2 separate regions of the Homo sapiens genome follow, and region 1 is linked to region 2. The links are chromatin loops, found by intact Hi-C in ENCODE. Cell type or tissue: MCF 10A. All regions are shown on one strand. Links, peaks and the distances in the headings refer to the core of each region. The heading gives the core; the rest is flanking DNA.

What was found. A loop is a pair of places that touch in the nucleus more often than their neighbours do. Peaks named below come from ENCODE experiments on the same cell type or tissue, not always from the same donor. Only the 100,000 strongest peaks of a DNase experiment are listed, where the experiment ranks them.
Region 1: it touches region 2 in a loop (10-fold over the local background); 12 of 110 quality-filtered maps call a loop at or near these places.

Annotation. Positions count from the first base shown.
Region 1 is chr12:39,584,096-39,592,443 of GRCh38, reverse strand. ABCD2 (ATP binding cassette subfamily D member 2) reads left to right here. Exons shown (of 10, transcript NM_005164.4): 7 at 6,147-6,292. Among named protein-coding and RNA genes, the nearest start is that of ABCD2, 32 kb to the left of the region's middle. In MCF 10A, for the core only: a CTCF peak has its summit at 5,017 (motif pointing left); a DNase peak (open chromatin) is centred at 4,993.
Region 2 is chr12:39,985,615-39,993,962 of GRCh38, reverse strand. The region is part of intron 3 of SLC2A13 (solute carrier family 2 member 13); the gene reads left to right. Among named protein-coding and RNA genes, the nearest start is that of SLC2A13, 120 kb to the left of the region's middle. In MCF 10A, for the core only: CTCF peaks have their summits at 3,061 and 3,261 (motif pointing right); a DNase peak (open chromatin) is centred at 3,282.

The DNA.
Region 1 (8,348 bases), core at 254-8,253, 400 kb after region 2:
TAAATATCTGATAAGTGATTGACTGAATGAATGAACATCTCCACAGATTTGGTTTCTACTGCCAAGTCAATCTGGTACCTTACACTAATTATGAGCAATCTATTTATTTTGCTGCTTGCAGTAGGTATGTTGCAAAATTCTCTTTATGATGGGGATAAATATCTGTCATTTAACATGTCCTTTTTTAGAAAATTATTTTAACCACAAGGAAGGCTTAGTAGCATTGCTGTAGCAAATTGACTTCTATTCCTTGCTTTCTGACTGTTAGACTTACAGCCAAGTAATCTTTGTATAAATACCTTTGGGCAGTCAGTTGACAGAAATAGAAGTTGTACATTTTAGTTCCTCCTGTGTAGTAGTTGGTACAGTTCAGTTTTTTTAAATCTCTTTTAAAGAGATCTATAAATGTAAACACAATTTTCTATAGCTTTCTATGGCTTGGAAGAATGCTAAAGATACTTTTTAAAATCTTTAACTTTTCTAAGGGCTCATTTATAAAAGTAATAATGAAAAAACTCCCCTCTCACTCAAAAGTTTTTCTCATTTTATGAGTACTATTACATTAAACCATATGGAACTGCAATTTTTATAGGTCAAATATCAGCAATTTAAATGGTAATCTGATATAATGATAAATACTCTTAAAGTTGACTTTTACAGAAATTTGCATTTTTAACAGCTTAGCAATACTTTAATTCTTCCACTAATAATATATTTATTTATTTACTTATTGAGACAGTGTCTCACTCTATTGCCCAGGCTGGAGTTCAGTGACACAATCTTGGCTCACTGCAACCTCTGTCTCCAGGGTTCAAGAGATTCTTGTGCCTCAGCCTCCCAAGTAGCTGGGATTACAGGTGTGTGCCACCACACCTGGCTAATTTTTGCATTTTTAGTAGAGATGGGGTTTCACCATGTTGAGCAGGCTGGTCTCAAACTTCTGACCTCAGGTGATTCACCCAGCTTGGCCTCCCAAATTACGGGGATTACAGATGCGAGCCACTGCACCTGGCCTAATATTATTTTTATTACTTGGAAATAAACCTCATCCCTGCTCTTAAGAGGCTATTCTCATCTCTGTTTTGGAATCTAGAAATATCTTATCCAAAAGATATAATTTCAGTAATAGTAAATATCTATTTTCACTTGAATATTTCTTCTTATTATCACACATTTTTTAAGAATACTATAAATGACTCAAATCTAGTTCTTTCTATGCATGAAAAACCCTGATGCAATGATTGGTTCCAGCATGTATAGTTATGTGAATTATTGATAGTTAAATTTTATGCCTTTCAGATTGTTAACTTCTTTTGCTACGACAACACAGCAGTACTTAGTGGTACATTATTCTTAAACTTAACACATCTCATGCCTTAAATACAGTTAACATTGCTGCAAAATTTTTATCAATATTGTTCCAATTAAATTTTATATGATTACTTTAAAAATTTGTTTTCTCTGCATATAGGCCTTTCATGTCACACTTTTTTTTCTCCTCTGGATTTGAATTGGTTTTTTGCTCTCAATTTAGGAAATATTTAGAATTTTGTGTCATTCAGAAGCTCCAAGCACATAGATACAGCTAACACTTCTCAGTGCTTTCCCATTCTTTCTAGCTTTGTCTTAGAGAATAATAAAAAAGTAACTCTAACAAACATCAATACATTTTACCAAAAAAAAAAAATCACTGTCAGATTACTTAGATGTTAATGCAGAAAAGTGGGAATATAATGCAAAGTATAAAAGCACCTTGAGACATTAGTAACAAAACTATAAAAAGCCATAATCATGGGGAATGAATTTTATCTCAAATAATTTTACTATTATAATTGAATTTTAACTATATATACATTTGAAAGAATTGTAGATTCCCAAGAAAAAACAATTATTATAATTATTATAATTGTTTAAATAAGGATTATTTGTTAAATGATCCACATGTGACACCTATGGATTTATTTTGCTATCTTTTCCATAACATATAGAGATGATTCTGGGTTTTACTTATAGAAAGTAAATTAAAACTAGTTAATATTTCTTTTTTGATAGCTACTAATGAGGAGCAATCTGACCATTTCTTTTGTTGCTTATGTTAGATATGTTGCATGATCTCCTTTGTAATGAGCCAGAGCAAGTGAGCCAGTAACATTCTAACATGGTAATTGATCTACCTGAAATATTTAGAAGATTATCTGAATAGGTCTATATATCTAGAAAGGAAAGTTTAGTAAAGGGTACTTTGAGTGCTTATCTATTATGTATAACTTTGGTAGGACTACAGAAACTTGAACTGACTCAAAATGTTAAATTCCAGAACTTTGAGCTGGAAAGAGAATCACATGCAAACTAATTATATAAACATTGGCTATAGGGTCCTCCGTTTCCTTGTGCTTTCAAATTGAGTAAATGTCATCCCGAATTTTCTTGACACAGTCTTTCCAGAGAATTCAGTGGTGGCTTTAACATTATAATAATATTTTAAAATCATTATTTTAATAAAAACCTAAGCGGCTTTAGTTGCTATGTACATCAAACATATATAGAATGTATTATTTTTACCATTTCACATGATCATAAAACAATAATTGACAAAAAATTGAACTTTAATAAAACAATATTTGATTAGTCCTCAATAAATATATAAGCTTATGAATACTTTTATACATATTCATCAACATTCTCATTCACATCAGTTTTCAAAGTGAGCAATTTTTATACATCGTTACATCATTTAAATAACAATAGCTCAGATAGGGCTGGGTGCGGTGGCTCACACCTGTAATCCCAGCACTTTGGGAGGCCGAGGTGGGCGGAACACGAGGTCAGGAGATCAAGACCATCCTGGCTAACACGGTAAAACCCCGTCTCTACTAAAAATACAAAAAATTAGCCAGGCGTGGTGACAGACGCCTGTAGTCCCAGCTACTTGGGAGGCTGACAAGAGAACAGCGAGAACCCGGGAGGCGGAGCTTGCAGTGAGCCACCGAGATGGCGCCACTGCACTCCAGCCTGGGCGACAAAGCGAGACTCCGTCTCAAAAAAAAAAAAAAAAAAAACCCAGACCAAAGCTTCCTTATATTTGTAATAATTTCATTGCAAAGTCTTCTTATATGAACATACACATGTACAAGTAAAATATAAACATTTTGAATTCAAATAATAATTAAATATATTATAAAATAAGCTTGTGCTGTCTATCCTTCAACCTAATGGCTTGTGTACCATGGGAAAATAGGTAGATAATTCATCCACAAAACACATTTTGTATTTGAAAACCTCTCCTTCTCTTTCTTTCTCTCTCCAGGCATACACACACAATATACACCTTGTATTTTTTAATCAAGTTGCAGTAATCATACACCTTTACCCCTAATTAATTTAGGGTATATTTTCAAAGAACAGGGATATTCTCTTAGGTAACTACAGTATACTTATCAAATTCAGGAAATCTGACATTTATATATTAGTATCTAAAATACAGTCCATATTTAAATTTCAGCAATTGTCATAACACTGTACTTTATAGAGCAACTTGTTTTTCCCAATCCATTGTCATGCACTGCACTTAGTTGCCATGTCTATTTATTATAGTTTCTTTTATTCGAAAGAGTTTCTCAGCATTTCTTTATTTTATATGACATTGATATTTTTAAAGAATGCCAGACTATTGCTTTTTTTTTTTAAGAGAACACCTCAATTTGGGTTTGTCTGATAGTTTCTCCGTGATGTGATTCAGGTTATAAACTTTTTACAGAAATACTACTTGTATTAGTTTCTAAGGGCTACAAATTACCAAACACTTGGCGGTTTGAACAACAGAAATTTATTTTCTCGCATTCCTGAACACCCGAAGTCAAAGTATTGGCAATCCACGCCCTCTGAAGGCTCTTGGGGAGAATTATTTCCTGCCTCTTTTCCAGCTTCTGGTGGTGCCAAGCATTCCTTCGTTTGTGGCGGCAGTAACTCCCATCTCTGTCTCCTTCTTCACGTGGCTTTCTTTTCTTTCCTGTGTTTCTTCTCATTTGATAAGAGCATTTATTGGATTTAGGACTCATCTGGTTAATCCAGGATGATCTCGTCTCAAGAACCTTAATTAAATCTGCAAAGACTCTGTTCCTAAATAAGGTTTCATTTACAGATATGGGGGGGTCTGGATTAAGATGGATCTTTTTGGGTCCACAATTGAATTTATTGCATTACTGAAATGATGCTGTGTGCTTCTCAAAGGATAATATTAGACTGTTCCAGATGTAGATAGGGCTAGAAATTTTTTTATTAAAAAACATAAATTCATACTGATACTCAAATTAAAATTAGTTTTTCTCTTGCCTTCCCACACAGCATGTTTGTATCTTTCTTCTTCCACAGTGAGAACCCTTGCTCCTAACATTACCAAACCATTTACTTACGTAACCAATCCTACAATATACATAAAATAGTTTCAGAATTGCTACCCCTATATCATTAGCAAAAATAAACTTGCAAGTAAAGTTTAAAATTTCCGCCTGATTCTTTCTGTCTTTGACTGAAATTATATAGCCAAGTTCAAAAATTACATGGATTAATTCATCCCCACCTCCATCCCCTTCGCTGTGTGGTTACTTTATCCTTTGGACATACTGTTCAGTTAAATTGTTTCTATTTGTATTCAATTTTAAGGTTTCTTCCTTCGTTCTTGTTGGTTTAATTTTATTTATTTATTGAATAGTAACACTTTGAGGGATTCCAAAAGTAAAAACTTTATTAATAGAAAGGATACGTAGGCCTTTTCCTGCCTATCCATTCCACCTTGTTCCTCCCACCTCCTGTAGCTAACCAACTTCACTAGTTTCAGGTTTACTCTTCCTGTGTTTCCTTTTTTAAATATAAATGGGTATGTCTATATTTCATTTTGCTTTCTTTTTACATAGAAGTGGTTCTCAACCGGGAAGATTTTGTCCCCCAGGGACATTTGGCATTATCTGGAGACAATTATTTTTGTTCACTACAGGAAGGGGTGCTGCTGACATCTAGTGGGTAGACATCAGGCATAATGCTAAACATCCTACTGTACACAGGGTAGCCCTCGACAATAAAGAATTATCTGGTTCAATAAGCCAAAGTGCCGTTGTTGAGAAACCCTGCTGTAAGTCTACTTTTGCATTTTGCTTTTCAACTTAACAATATATCATGGAAATCACTCTATATCAGTTTATAGAGGTCTTCCTCATCCTTTTATTACAGCTGCTTAGCGGATGTACTATAGTTTATTCTGTCTGTCTTCTTTGTATGGGTATTTATGTTGTATTTCAGTATTTTGCTATTACAAATAAGCTGTAATGAATAACCTCATGCATCTTTTTTTGTATTTTTAGAAGTATATTTTCAGAGTGAATTCCCAGAAGGAGGTCAAAGGGCAACAAATGCTCTGTCAGTTTGCCAAATCCCCTCTGTAAGAGTTGTACCATTCTGCATTTTCACTGTAGTGTGAGAACATTCCCTTACCCATAGGCCTGCCAGTGGAGTGAGTTACCAAGTTGTTGAATTTTTGCCAATCTGATTAGTAAGAAACTCAATGTAGTTTTAATTTGTGTTTTTCTTACTATGAATTAAATTTTTTTGTTTTGTTTGTTCACATTGCTGGGTCGAAACCCAAATTGTATAATATGTCACCCAAATAATTATAGATGAATTACAGAAGCAATCTTTATCAAATACAGTGAAACAAAGTATATACAATATTTCCCTGCTGAAAATGTTAAATGTGGCTGGGTTCTATGGCTCACAACTGTAATCCCAGTGCTTTGGGAGGCCAAGTTAGGAGGAATCACTTGAGGCAGGTGTTTGAGACTAGCCTGGGAAAACATATCAAGACCCTGTCTCTACAAAATATAAAATAAAATAGAATTTTTTAGAAAAAGAAAATGTCAGATGATTTCTTGGAGAAGCTTTTCTTGTGTCCATGTGTCAGTAAGTTTTTATGTAAACATAACGGTATTGTTTAGCAGTGCCTGAGGGAGAAGTACTCATCGCCAGGTAACAAATATCATCCTGGAAATGTAGTGTTTAAAGTCTTCACTGATGTTTTCAGACTACCAAGTTGTCACACTGAGTAAGTTATCATGACTTTCCACTAGGATTCTTGTGTGCTTGGTGTTTTAAAGGCCATATATGTCTCTTGGAAGTCTTCGGGATCAAGTCATTTACCCTGATTCAGTGGATGATATGCATGATAAAGGTTATACAGACCAAGATCTGGAACGTATCCTACACAATGTCCATCTCTATCACATAGTTCAAAGAGAAGGAGGTAAAGTCTATCATTCTTTTCTAATGCATTTAACTTCACTTTTAAAAAGTAAGCTTGGGTATATATTTAGTCTGTGGTTTAATTTGAATGTATGCTATAATCGGAAATAAGCACATAAGTGTAAAGATGGAGTTTTATTGCTGTTCCATTATTTACATTTCTTTTTCTGCTTGTGTTGTGTTTAATGCAACACACTAAGTTTTTATTAAGTCTCCATGTCAGTGCAGCTAACATTTAAAAACAGTTTTTTTCTTTTATATTCGAATGTACAAAGTCCCTGAGGCCATTGTCAGTCTAGATGTATGTAAAGTCTATGACAGACATATTTGCCTTACAAGCTCTCAGCTCACATTAAATTAAATAATTTGAGAAGTAGATACCACAGAACTTTTTTTGTTTTCAGACCCACAATCTGACCAGTATCTTTTTTTGCTCTCAAGCAGCACACAGGTAATTAAAGTTAGAAACTTCTGTATTGTGGTTTTTCAGCATAAAACATTTTTGAAAGAGTATAAATAACATTTGTACATATAAGCTTAAAATAGAATTATTGTCTAATAATACTCTTTCTGTGTTTAGTGATACTTTCAAATAATTTAATAATAATAATCACACTTTAACTAGATAAGCCAGGCAAGAGAAAGAAATAAAGGGCATTCACATAGGAAGAGAGGAAGTCAAACTATCCCTGCTTGCAGACACATGATTCTATATCTAGAAAACCCCATAGTCTCAGCTCAAAGCTCCTTCAGCTGATAAACAACTTCAGCAAAGTTGCAGTGTACAAAATCAACATACAAAAATCACTAACTTTGCTATACACCAACAACAGCCAAGCGAACAGCCAAATCAGGAAGGCAATCCCCTTCACAATTGCCACAAAAAGAATGAAATACCTAGGAATACAGCTAACCAGGAAGGTGAAAGATCTCTACAATGGGAATTACAAAACACTGCTCAAAGAAATCAGAGAAGACACAAATGGAAAACCATCCCATGTTCATGGATAGGAAGAATCAATATCATTAAAATGGCTATGTTGCCCAAAGCAATTTACATATTCAATGCTATTCCTATCAAACTACCAATGACATTCTTCACAGAACTAGGAAAAAAACTATTTTAAAATTTGTTTGGAACCAAGAAAGAGCCTGAATAGCCAAGGTAATCCTAAGCAAAAGGAACAAAGCTGGAGGCATCATGCTGCCCCACTTCAAACTATACTACAAGTCTACAGTAACCAAAACAGCATAGTGCTGTTACAAAAACAGGCACAGAGACCAATGAAACAGAATGGAGAGCACAGAAATAAGGCCGCACATCTACAACCATCTAATCTTCAACAAAGCTGACAAAAACAAGCAATGGGGAAAAGACTCCCTATTCAATAAATGGTGCTGTGATAACTGGCTGGCCATATGCAGAAGACTGAAGCTGGACCCCTTCTTTATACCATATACAAAAATCAACACAAGATGGATTAGAGACTTAAATGTAAAACCCCAAACTATAAAAACCCTGGAAGACAACCTAGGCAAAACTATCCTGGACATGGAAACAGACAAAGACTTCATGACAAAGATACCAAAAGCAATCACAATGAAAGCAAAAATTGACAAGTGAGATCTAATTAAATTTAAGAGCTTCTGCACAGCAAAAGAAACTATCAACAGAGTAAACAGACAACCTACACAATGGGAGAAAGTATTTGCAAATTATGCATCTGACAAAAGTCTAATATCTAGCATCTATAAGGTACTTAAACAAATTTACAAGGGAAAAACAAACAACACCATTACAAAGTGGGAAAAGGACATGAACAGACACTTCTCAAAAGAAGACATACATGCAGCCAACAAGCATATGAAAAAAGCTCAATATCACTGATCACTAGAGAAATGCACATCAAAACCACAATGAGGTACCATCTCACACCAGTCAAAATGACTATTAATAAAAAGTCAAAAAATAACAAGATGTTGAGAAGGTTGTGGGAAAAAGAGAACACTTATACACTGTTGGTGGGAGTGTAAATCAGTTCAACCACAGTGTGGCA
Region 2 (8,348 bases), core at 246-8,245:
ATTATTATTATTAAACAAATCTGTGTATGTTTCCTTTGCTCCTTGCTTTTCAATTAGATTTAAATGATATTTAAGTAGATAAGAAACAAATACGTGTCTGTTTTCTTAGAAAGAATAGTAAATTCAATGTTGTTTGGAAATATTTGTAGGCTTTTGAATTTTCTCCACCCTTTTCTACAGATGAATGCAAAGATTTTCCTAATCATTACATAAGAACATAACACTTTTATATCAATTAATGGCTCATGACCTATTAAATAAGCAATAAGTCTTGCTTGTATCTCAATTATGTTTTTCAGTCCAAAAGAGATGGGACTACATCAAAATCAGTTTCTCTGGAAAAACATCACATGTAATCTTCAGTCTTCTAATGTTGACAACAGTTTATGAAGGATATGTGTTAGTATTCAGATAACTCTTAAGCTAGCTCATTGTTCTGCAGTTTTTACTGAATCCCTGTCTTTCACGTTTCCTAGCAACTGGCTCACACATGGAAGATGCAGGAGTAAAGCCATCAGGGATTTGCTCTGCATCTATCTCTTAAACAGCATCTGAGAAATGGTAGCCAGACTACATTGTTTCACTTCATAGTTTCCACTAAAAGCTTGCCTTTTATGTTTATTAGCTTCTAAAATAGGATTGCCATAAAAGATTAGCATTAAAAATTGAGTAGTGATGATAAAATATCAAAGTCAAATTATTGGAAATTTTTATCAGTAATATTTCTTGAATAGTCATTGCTATTTATGTATATCTAAAAATGTGATGGTTACTGTGATACAGAGATGAAATAAAACGTTTTATATTTGAGAATTAAAATCTTTATTACAATATTATTCCTCTTAAATGCATAAGTACTTTAGAATTGTAAAATAAGATGCATCTTCAGTTTTGTTTTCCTTAAAAGAAAAGAGAGCAATAAACTTTAAATATATTACATGTATATGTATGTATATGTAACTGTACTCATATCTGTCAATTTTAAATATTTAAGTCAGCAAATTGAAAAATGCTTTGTGAGCTAAGTGATAGATTTTATTTTGGTTAAGGAAAGGAAAATAACAAGGACACAGCCCCAGTTTTTCTGTGTGAGAAAATGGTAGTAATTTGATTGTGTCAATTTTAACACATTTGGAAAATAGAAGCTACAATATGAATTTGTGCTTTTCTGCCTTATATTTTCATTGCCATTTAATCTTTCTGTCTAATCTTGGTGGTCCCAAATGTAAACTATAATGACATACACCTGTTAATACTACTACTACTAAGAACATATATGTTAGTAAATATGAGTACTCCAAGCTTGTTGAGCTTTTTGGGTTATAAGAATCTTAAGTGATGTCTCTTTCATTTTTAACTGTCACGGCCATTTTCCATAATTAACCCTAGGAAGGGGATGAAAAGGAAGGAAAACAGTGACAGGGGAAAGTGGCAAAATAGAGCAAGAGAAAAATAGAAAGAAAGATGAAAATGAGTGAAAGAAAATGGCTATGAGCTGTAAAAGGTAGAGTGGTAGAATTCAGCCAACCTGCTATTGTCTTTCTCCCTGCCACCTCTGTGGTAGTAATATTCTGTTTTTCTCTTGCCCAGTATTGAGTTTGCATATCATGCTAGCATCTGTCAGGGGAGAAATGGTGTGATCCATGGAATATTCAGAATGAAAATAGAATAAGGGTAGAAAGCACAACGTAATCACTTGGGTCCTCATGTGTGTGCTCTCTTTAGAATATAGGCTGCTTAATCGCCCCTTTGTCCTCTCCTGCTTTGGACCCCCACCCATTCACAATATCAATTCAGGGCAAATGAAGGCACCTCCCTCACTCCTCTCTTCTACCCCTACATCAGGCATCGCTGAGCAAGGTCACAGGTACCAGGGGAGCTCAGTGGTGGTATTTTGGATAAAGCTGTAATCCCTGCTACAATTGCTGTTTCTCTCTCCTTTGTAAATCAGCTTTGGGGCAATGGTAGCATGCATCTTACTGAGATCTTAAGCATAATTGCAATCAAAGAAGAGGAACAAGGATGCCTGCAGAACATTCAGGCTCACCAAATCAGGATGTGTGAGCTATAAGGGCAGGATGGGTGAGCTATAAAAGCTTTTGATTTTACATCAGAAACAAAATAACTCAACTACCATCACCGTTTCATTTTTTTTTAAAAAGATAGTAGAATATAATCTTGAAATGAAGGACAATACTTTCAAACAAAGAATATTAGGCAACTTCATACTGACACACAAGAAAAAATAATAGGATGGTGAGTGGGACATATTTTTATTGCCCTGAATTGATGCTGTGGATGGGTGGGGGTCCAAAGCAGCAGAGGACAAAGGGGCTGGTAAGTAGCCTGTATTCTAAAGAGAGCACCCATGTGGGAAGAGAGGGGTCTTCCTCACATCCCAAACCAACCAATACAGATCAAGAAAATCATTGGTAAACATGAGAGGGACCTGCTTGACTGGGAGAGGCTAACATCCCATTGCCTAGCTAGACATGCACTTATGAGGCGTCCTTGCTAATCTGCCTCCTGTGTCTACTTAAGTAGGAACACTGGAGCATGATGGCAGCAGGGGAGTGGGGTGAACACGGAAGATGATGGGAGCAGAGCACTGGAGTGGCCTGAAAAACTATCATGTGGTAGGGCTACGATGTCACTTGGAGCCCATTTGAGATGAAGGAAAAAGCTTTAACCCAGATATAAGATTGAAGTTTTAAAGCAAATGGACTTACACAAATTGAGGAAAAGGATTTGAGAACTCTGCTATCTATGAGAAACTGTGGGCAGTTCTACAAAGCACTGCTGTGTGAAGTAAGTAGAGAAAAACACAGTCTTTCATGGTTGAACTCCGTGAAGTTAAGACTGTATAAGGAACAAGATAACTGTCTGCAAATCAGAGGAAACTTCTCTGTGGACCAGTACAGGCTCACAGATTGATTTTTAGGAAAGACCTAATCTGGTCCAAGCCTTCACTTTACAGGAGGAAAATCAGTGTTTGGCACACACTTCAGGGGGAGAGAGAGAGCTCCGTTGATGAAAAAAGGAGACTTGAACCTTGAAGCCTAGGTTTGAGAATCGAATACAATTGAGACTAATTTGAGTATGTGTTTGTGTGAGTTTGGAGGTTTGAAAAGCTCTGATTAGAGCTTTTGTTGTAGAGAGAGTTGGCATTGCTTAAAGTTTCTAAACTGTGATCATATAATGCATACATAAAGTATGGATATTAATATATTGAAGTGTCCCAAGCACAGCTGCCACTAGGGGGCAATGGAGGCCCCCCACAGTGTCACAACCACCTAGTCGTAGCCCTAGAACCAGGGTTGCAAGAAAATCCCTTTGCCTGCTTTTGCCCTGTTTCCTTCAGCACTGTTCAGCACTATGGGTGAATAGAGCACCCATTCCCCAGATTTTGTGCTTCCCTGGTGTGTGCTGAGATACTATCCCCAGAATACAGTACAGCCAGAAATCCAAGTGTGGGCACATCCTTCTTGTACTTTTGATAATGTTGTTAAGTAGAAGAACTCTTACTCAGAGGAGAATGCACTGCTGGAACATGTGTTAGAAGTTAAAGTCCACACTCCCCATGTAAAATATGTATTTATCTCTCATGTGAATGTTATTCATTCAATCATTGAGCATTTATTGAGTACTCTGTGTGCTTGGCCCTCTTCTGTCCTCAGGGATATTGTGAAGAGATAGAGACATTCCTGCTCTGTTAGAAGGAACTCACTTTCCAGTGGGAGGAAGATGAGAAATAAAGAAGTAAATAAATATGTGTAAGACTACTTTATATAATAAAAGGAACTAATATTTGATCGTTATGACTCCAGAATACATGGCCATAGGTGTTACTAGAGTAGACATAGAACAATAGAACTGTATATAAAAGGAAGGAGTCCTAGACTTGGAATAATATTTTCTCCTCACTGGCTTCCTGTTAAAAATTAGAGCTATAGTCCTATCAGAGAAAACTCCAGGAGAATAAAATTGTGATTTTGTGGCCAAAAAACCCAAGTGTGGATGCAACCATAAACCGATCACTAAGAACACATTTACATTATTTAGGAGCTTGATGTATTTTACAGTAATTTCTCATCTGTAAAATTTCCTGACAGCAGTGGCAATTTTCTTTTTGTTTACCCAAACCTTGATCCTCTTCTGGATCATGGGGATTAATTTCTTTACTGGGGATTCTCTCAACTAGAACATTAAAAGTCTGCTTCCCTACAGTGTATTCTTATGCAAGACTTTGTGGAAAAAAAGTTGTGCATATGGCGATGATATTTTTAGCCCTTTCCATGTCAGTCAAGCCTGAATCTTCTTTTAAGACCTAGTTTCAGTGTCATTGGTTGTGTGTGTCTTCTTCCCTGGCATTCTCCATAACCCAGCCAGAGCAAGACATCCATTTTTGATTATTCATTCACTCAGAAAATGAATACCTGTTACATGCCAGGCACCATTGGGGGCACTGAAGATTTGGCAGTGATGAATGAAAGGAAGCCTGCCTTAAAGTTTTATTTCTAGTGGGGAGGGGTGACCAAGGAACACATAAACATATGAAGGTGGTAATAAATGTTAACAGATAATGGTGATAAAAGGTAAAATTTAATGAGCAGATTGATAAAGGATGGTTGAGGATATTGAGGCAAGAGGGTTGCACCTTTTTATAGGTTGGTCCAGGAAAGTCAGAGAGGTGGCATGTATTCAAAAGACTAAAATACGTGAGGAGAGTGAGCCATGTGGCTATCTGAGTCTGTGTGGGTAAAGCAGAATTGGCATGGAGAGTTTCAGGGGGTAAGGGCAGAAGACCAGATTATGTAGGGACTGTGAGGATTTAGGCTTTTATTCAAGAATGAGAAGGGAAGCCACTGAAGGGTTATGAGTAGAGGACTGACACAGCAGACTTAGGTTTACAAAGGCTCATCTGGCTCCTGCGCTCAGAGTACATGGAGTGAGACAATGGTGGAATCTGGCCCCTTAAATTGGAGGCTGTTGGAATAATTTGGGAAAGAGATGCTGGTGGCCTAGGCCTAGGTGATTGCTATGGGGGTTGTGAGAGGAGGCGACGTATAGAGTTAACAATATTTACTGATGCATTGGATGGGGATATTAGAAGAAGAGGAATGAAAGATGACTCAAAGGTTTTTGACTTATATATGATAAAAATCTTAAGCTTTGGTCATAAGCTATGAATTTAACAACTTGGTTTCCTCTTTAGCAGCATTTTCCTCCCCCCCTTCCTTCCTTCCTTCCTTCCTTCCTTCCTTCCTTCCTCCCTCCCTCCCTTCTTCCCTCCCTCCCTCCCTCCTTCCTTTTCTCCCTCTCCTCCCCCTCCTCCTCCTTCCCCTCCTCCTCCTAGTCTTCTTCTTCTTCCTCTTTTTTTCATTCATTCTTTTTCTCTTTCTTTCTTTCCTTTGTTTTCTTTTTTCTTTCTTCTTTCTTTCTTTCGTTCATTCTTTCTTTCTTTTTCTCCTTCCTTCCTTCCTCTTTTTTTAAATATAAAAACAGGCAAGTTTCATGAAAGATAACTCACACAATAAGTAACATATCTGACTAATAGATATATGAAAAGATCTTTATTTTCCACCAGTTAAAGTAATATAAATTAAAACAATGCAATAATTTTTTTCAACAATTATGTTGTTGATGATTAGAATATTGATAATACCAATGTGCCAAAGTATGAAAAAATGATTACTCTTTTACACATTATTACTTGGTGGCAGCTTATATTGGTACAACATTTTAAAGTGGCAATTTAGCACTGTTAAAAATAAGACATTTACAAAACTTTCGGCCCAGCATTTTTGCATCTGGGAATCTATTTAAAAAAAACTGTCCCTACATATATGCAAAGATATGTACATCTAGAAGATTGTTCCTTGCAATATTGTTTGTAGTCGCGAAAAACTGGAAACCATCTAAACATTTATCAATAGGGGATTTACTAAGTTCAGACCAAGGCAAAGAATTAATAGTGATGATTTTCACGGGTAGAATTGGAGGGTCAGTGGGGGATTTCACTCTTTTTCTTGTGTGCCTTTATTTTAATGTTTTACTATATTAAACAGTACTTTTACAGTAAGAAAAATATTTCAAAAGTTATTTTTAGAAAAAGCCTCAAAATTATTTTGATAGAATAATAATACAAAATAAGCACTCACAAGTATATGACAGCATTATATTAAAAAGATTAAACTGTAGTAATAAAGGATAATCCCAGGAATCCGATGATGCTTTATTACAAGAAAATATATTTGTAATTTATCAAAAAGTGAAAAAAAATAAATTTGACCTTTGGCAGCTTTTCAAGTAACCTTTTGGTTTTAAGAAAAAACAGTGTATAAATGTATAAAGATCATGGTCTCAGGTACCTTCTACATGCTGTTGATTACTAAATTCATAGCTGTTTGAATATCTCAAAGGATGCAGTAGCTATTAATTGAGAAGGACTGTGAGAGAAACAGGTTATTGTTATTATTTTGGGGAAGGGAGTCAGGAGTTTGCTTTTGACACATTTCATTTGAGATGTCTTTTAGACATCCAGCTGAAGAAATTGAGTAGACAGTTGGTGAGCAAGTTTTCGGTTCAAGAGACAGGGCAAATTTGGAGATATGAATTTGGGAATCAGCAGTGTATAGATGTATCATGATTTTTATACATGTGTCAGTTGCAGCACTTACCTCATTATTTTGTCATTGTTTGTTGACATATTTGTCTGTCTACATTAAAATCCTTGGGGGCAGAGACCACATCTTGTTTGACATTTTAATATTTCATTCATGGCAATCTTGCCATGATGTGAAGCTATAGGTTTGTTTTCTTTGGATATGATTGACTGGAGCTATGATTAACTTAGGCTTTGTCCAGGGAAAGCCATTTTTCTTAAAACTAAAAGGTTATAGCTTAAAGGCAGCCAAAGGGGAAACCAGGTTGTTAAATTTATAGTTTATGATCAAAGCTTAAGATTTTTATTATCTCTAGGTATTTAAATCTTGCCCTCAATTGCTGATATCCTTGTGTCTCTAGGAAATAACATGCCTTTTGATGGCTCAACTCAGTACACAGTCATAATCTAGGCACAAATGGCAGCTTTAACCAAGACCAGGCTTGTTGCCTTCGAGGAAATAAACTTCATGCCAACTCAGACTGTTGGCAAGCACCATAGATATGCCTGAGATTTGTTCTCTTTGAAATTGGTCGGTTTGATCAGTGTGGTCTACAGACTGATTTCTGTCCATAAACACCCTCCCTCTTTTTTTTTTTGTCTGCTAAGATACATTTAAAAAATCTTTTTTTTTTTGGTCTGCTTAAATACAGGTTAAATACAGAAAAAGAGAGTAGGCATATAGAAAGTTTTATAGCAATCAGTCACCGTAATTTTATGTCTATTGAATTTAGTTTTCAAAATTGTATTTTGTGTGCCTTTTTTCATTTTTTTTCAGTAATTCATTTCGTTGTATTTAACAAAAGTATCAATCTGCAACAGATTGAACTTAAAAAACATTGGTCCTTCCTCCATAGTTTGAGAAACCATGCACTAGTTCATATCACGAAGCACCTCATAGATTGAGAGCTCAGATAAATCAGTGGCGACGAGGTGGGTGAACGTGTAGTAAACAGGCATGGATCAGTATCTCCAGAATATGTGTATGCTTTGAAAATAATTCTGCAATGGTCCAAATGTTTGTGTCCCTACTCCCCACCCCAATTCATATATTGAAATCCTAACCCCAAGGTTAGGCCCCATCTCCCGATGACCCCATCTCCTAATATAAATCCTCACCTGGAGGTTAGGATTTATATTAGGATATGGGGCCTTTGGGAGGTGATTAGGTCATGGTGGAACCCTCACAATTGGAACCAAGGCCTTTATTTTAAAAGCCTGAGAGAGATCTCTCCCCTCCCGTCATGTGAGGACACAGTGATGTGCTGCCTGAACCAAGACACAGGCCCTCACCGCACAGTGAATCTTCTGGAGCCTTGATCTTGGATTTCCCAGCCTCCAGAATGGTGAGAAATAAACATTTATTGTATATAAACCCCTAAGTTTATGGCACTATTATAGCAGCTGAAATGGACTAAGACAAATTCTTTACTCCATTTTTCGTATCATGACTTATTGAAGGAGGTATGATATGGTAGCATGAAAAGAGGTAAAGAACCACCCTACTGCAGAGAACAGAAAAGGTTTGGAGTTTGATTTTTGTTGATTAAGCTGCCTGTGATCTCAAGTCTGGCATTTAATGGGCAGACTATAAGGTATGTGACCACTGCTGGATTTTGTAAACATTTCATTTTAGCATTCAAGCTTTAGATGTGTCTTTCTGTATCAGTACATTGTTTTATGC